Linked DNA regions of Mus musculus: region 2 is linked to region 1. The links are chromatin loops, found by intact Hi-C in ENCODE. Cell type or tissue: left cerebral cortex. All regions are shown on one strand.

Region 1 (2,500 bases):
GCTCCTTTTCTTGTTTTTCAAAACCTGGCTCCTTTTGCTGTCATTACAGGTGGTGTTTGTATCCACTTTAGTCTGCTTGGCAGTCTTTCTCTATCTGTGGCTTTGTCCTTAAGACCTGCATCTACTACTACTACCTTTTGTCTTGGATTAGTGAATGCATTTCTGATTTCCCTAGTCTCTTCTCATGAATCTTTGGTGCTGGATTGCAACTTCAGAGACCTGCCCATCTTCTTCACCCCAACTACCAATTCAGCACATGCTTTTGATAAACAAGACTGAGGACAATGTAGCGACTGATCAAGAGCTTAAACCACCTGGTTTCACTGCGAAAGACTTTTATTTCTTTTACAACTTCATTTTTCAGGTTGTAGTCTAGCCAAAATAACTTCTAATATTTACAGACTTGCTTTTAATACCGTGTGCATTTCCCTGCAATGGTCTTCTCTAACCATCTGCTTTGGCGTGGCATCCATACTTTTTATGCTTTGTGAAATTCCGTGAGTCCTTAAAATTTTTTTTTCCCTCTGGGAAAATTCAAGTTTCATGGGGATATGGATAAAACATTACCGTTTTATTATCTTTCATATCTTCACTAAGTAATAAATGAGTTACATCGTGGCTGTTCAGAAAAAGAGGAATGGCATCCGTTTACATAGAATCTGACTTTGAGCGTTGCCCGTTGCCCCTTGGGTCAGCTGGCACTGACTGCAACACTGAGAAAATGTCATACCTTTTTTAGGAGAACCAGGGCCAGGGCCCCGCCCCTCGTTCCGGCTCCGGCCCCGCCCCCGTTCCGGACCCCGCCCCCCTAGGCTCCAGGGCGCACGCGCAGGGCTGAAGCTGGCGCGGCCGTCCCCTCCCCCACCCCCTCCGCCGGAGGGGAACCGGCTGCCGCGGCTGCTGGGGCCGGCGGCGTCGGTAGTCGTCATGGAGTACCCGTGGGATGATCTGACTCTGGCCTTTTCCCGCACGTCCATGTTTCCCTTTTTTGATATCGCCCACTACCTGGTGTCGGTGATGGCGCTGAAGCAGCGGCCAGGTGAGTGAAGGGGCCCGACGCGCTCCCGGTTCCGCGTCCTCACTGCGGGAGGCAGGGACGCCGGGATGCCCTGCGGCCCACCCCTCAGTACCGAGCACGGGACTCAGACGTAGGCTGAGGAAGGTCATGTAGACCCCTGAGCGGGACGTCTCAGGTGGGACCTAGCACCTTGCTAGCGTGTTGAACCAGGAGAGGGGGTGGCTTTGCGGTTTCTCAGTCAGCCACTGGAGGCACGGTCCGGGTAACAGTCGCTTGGCATGTAGTTCAGCCCTCTGTGAAACATGTGGGATGGGATGGGATTTTCACAACGTTGAGTTCCATGAACCATGTGACCAAAAAGCAGTGTTTGTACTCCTGTCTTTGACATTGAATGTAGTGGGTTTCCTTTTAAAGTTCCCCATTTTCCCATTATTTTTCTGAGTCTGTCTTTGAGTTCAGGCATTTCTCTGCCTTCCTTGTCCGGGAGGTGAAGGGTGAAAGTTTAAGGGTTGTCTTACCTTTTCTGGACCACTAATTCTTTAAATCCTTGCCTCATACGTTTTTGAGAGTTTTCTGTGTCTAACTCGTGGAGGAACAGGTCATCCTCGTGGGAGACTGTTTCTCTGATTAAAGAGAACTACAGTTTCGTTACTGCTCCATATCTAGAATCCGATAGTATCTTGTATTGACTAAATCAGACGTTTTCAAAGTGTGGCTCACTTCCCAGGTTCTTCCCTGTCACACACTGTAAAGTTCATTATTTTCATAATGTATCTTCAGAGGTTATTTATCCGTTCTTGCCTTTATGAGTGTACAGCGAAGTTTCCCAATGGCCGTGTGACTTAACAGTGTTGTAAGAGATAATGAAACAGCTGATGAGTCCAAGCATTTCTGTTTGAGGCTAGACATTAAGGAGATTTGCCTAATTAGATAGCAATGTGCCTTTTCTCACGAAATACTTTTTTGATTTTGAGAATAGTTATTTTAGTAAAGAACACATTATTTACATTTAATGCATTATTTTAAAATCCATATGTAACTGCTTTAAAAACTGTTAACGTTTCCAAATGCTAAATATAAACACCAACTCTAGGTCCTTCCTTGTTACTGGAGATAGAAGCTACTGAAGTACCCACCCACTGAGTAGAGCCCCAGGCCAAGAAATTTTAAAAATATTTTTAAAGGTATGATCTACATAAATATATTCGCTATTTTTTTATCACAAAGTTATATGATAAAAATATAAAGTATTTTATATTCCAAAGCACTTTATCCCTCTGTAGTCTCTTCCCCTAAATTCTGGCATCCCATTCATGCCCTCTTTAAATTTTAGGGGTCAGTATGGGTCTAAAATTTGAGAATCACTTGGATAATTGAATGCTAATTACCAAGGAGGGAAACATGTTTTTCTCCCAGTACTAGGAAATGATAGTATTCAGAGGAGAATGCCTGCGCCAGCATCCAGGGAGTGTGTTAGAGGAC
Region 2 (2,500 bases), 87 kb before region 1:
ATTTTCAGCTTTTCCTCTACTGTTCTAACTTTGTAGGTTTCTGACTGTAGTGATATAAAAATGATTTTGGTGGGCGTAAAAGTTCAACTGTAACAAGTCATATGAGACCAGAAAGGCAGTGAAAACAGGCCGTTGGACTGTGGGGATTTGGTACCCCAGTTCTACTTGCCCTTCACTTTCTGGGGTTCTCTGCCTCTCCTCACAGAGATCTGCCTGCCTCTGTGCCATCATGGCCAGCTCTCCAGTTCTTCACTTGAGTGCTGGCCCCGATTCCCCTCAGGCATGAGCTGTGACTGGTGAGCTACACCCTTTTCTCCCCCAAGTTGCCCTTTGATTGTAGTGTTTATCACAGTACTGGAGAGCAAGCTAGAGCACATAGGAGCTACTAAGTGCCAGCTCTTTCATTGCTGCCCCAGGTCCAAGACTCAAATACAAGGCTTCTCACATACTGTATGCTGATACCCAAGACAGCCCAAGAGGTTCTTCTAGCTCTTCCTGGTCTTTTGAATTTATTACTGTAAGGCTGTCAAATTTACTGAGCTTCGTGGTAGAGGCTAGAGAGCAGCATGTGTGTTAGGCCTGTTGTGCAGGCAAGTTCTGCCTCCACCACACAGTGATAAGAGGTAGGAGGGATGGATTCAGTGCTTCTTCCTGCCCTATGGGCATTGCCCACCTCTGCCCTAGCAGTTGCCATGGTGAATTGTGAGTGTCTTGCTTCCTCCTAATTTTGGGAGCTTCCTGGTAGCAGGCGTCTTAGTTTATTCACGACAGTCATTGCAGCCATGTCATTAGTGATGCCTGACTTGTTTTCACCGCTGCCCTTGTGATGTGCAGTGACTAGAGGGCTTGGTCATGGTCTTACTTTATCCTCTTACATTAGAACCATGAGTAAGATACCAGGAGTGTACACTTTCAAATTAAAGTTGGCATACACCCATTTGAACACTTGATGGCGCCAAACAGTCTTAAATGGTTGTAGAGATGAACTAATCCAATAACCCTAGTAGAGTACCCCCTAGCATTCTCGTTTGTTTTAATAATGATATTTTAAAAGCAGTGTCTGACTTATGTAACAGTTGCCAGTACAATAGAAATAATGCCTCTTTTTTTCTGGCACATTTGAGAGTAATCTATAAACCAGTATCCCAAAGCCTCACATAGCTTAGTTCTTTCTAAAAACACAACAGAACAAAACTAGACTATTTCCTATGTCTGAACATGAAAATCAAGAATTAACATAAATTGCTTTTAATCTCAATCTAAGCTGCGTATGATGGCACATGCCTGTAATCTTCATGTTTGGAAAGCCAGGGCCGGAGGATTGCCAAAAGTTCCAGGCAAGCCAAGGCATATGGCAAGACCAATTTAAAGACAACAACGAAAGTCCACATTCACATCTTGCTGGTTGTCCTCATAATAGGTTTGTATTGAAAGGATTCTGTTTACAATCACATGCTATACTGATTTCCTGTTTCTTTAATTTCTTGTAGTCTGTGCTGGGTTCTCTACCAGTTTGGGTAACTACTCTCATAGCTTTGATAATTTTGGAGGTTATATTATTTTGTAGACTGTCCCTCTGGTTTTCCTCATAAAGAGCATGGCAGTGCTGCTATGCTTGCTCTTCTCATTATGTCCCAGAAGGTGCTACCTGACCCCCTGTTACTGCTTCTCGCCTGGCTTTTCCTGAGGAAGCGTGAACAATTAGTGTTCACCCCAGATAGGACACTAACAGCACACTGAAAACCGATTCCACCCGAGTCTAGCGTGGTGAACCCCTGAGTTTGTTAAGGTTACTTCCGAGACCATGGGTGAGAAGTTCCAGGAGTCTGATGTCTCTGTCAGCTGCATCACCACGAAGCTCACCTCTGTGTGAGGAACACTTAGAAAAGCTGTGTACCCTGAAGTTCCACACAGCACCAGGGGGCATCATCAGTCTCAGCACCTACTATGACTGCCTAGGGGCAAGGCCTTGGGGATCTCCTGAGACCTTTAGTTCTCATGACTTCTCGAGTCCTGTGGCCTCCCTTCTCCCTCTGGCGGGAATGTTCAGAGGAAGGCCACAGAACACTGCTGGGGTTGCATCCTGCCTCTTACCTGCTGCCTTCACTTTTGTGCTATTGCATTTTTCCCTTTGTAATCAGAAGCATTTGTTTGCAAGCTACTTTGTAACTATTAAAATATTATATTTCTTATCAAATTTATTGTTAAGATAAGAGACTCATGGTTTCCTGTTTAATGAGTTATTTTAATCTTCAGATTGGTCCACATTTGGCCAGTTAAAAACTCTTCCGGATAGCTTTTGTATCTTCTGGCTTATCTCATTCTTTCTTCCATTTTAGTAAAATACAGATATTCTAGGCTCATCCTGTGATTTTCCTATCCCAGCTCTGGGGTCAGCCATTTCTCCTGAGTCCTTGTAGAAGCCGACATCTGGGGAGTAGGTAGTATGCCCATTGCTCTTTGGGTTTTGCTGTACACAGCTGTCTCACTTAATAGAAAC

What was found. A loop is a pair of places that touch in the nucleus more often than their neighbours do. Peaks named below come from ENCODE experiments on the same cell type or tissue, not always from the same donor. Only the 100,000 strongest peaks of a DNase experiment are listed, where the experiment ranks them.
Region 2: it touches region 1 in a loop (2.9-fold over the local background); 9 of 42 quality-filtered maps call a loop at or near these places.

The regions. Positions count from the first base shown.
Region 1 is chr4:53,825,182-53,827,681 of GRCm38, forward strand. Tmem38b (transmembrane protein 38B) reads left to right here and starts at 864. Exons shown (of 6, transcript NM_028053.2): 1 at 864-1,039. The coding sequence starts at 928. In left cerebral cortex, a CTCF peak has its summit at 1,251; DNase peaks (open chromatin) are centred at 895, 1,212 and 1,709; H3K4me3 peaks cover 1,671 bases; H3K27ac peaks cover 440 bases.
Region 2 is chr4:53,738,507-53,741,006 of GRCm38, forward strand. All of the region lies in intron 6 of Fktn (fukutin), which reads left to right. Among named protein-coding and RNA genes, the nearest start is that of Fktn, 26 kb to the left of the region's middle. In left cerebral cortex, a CTCF peak has its summit at 950 (motif pointing right); a DNase peak (open chromatin) is centred at 937.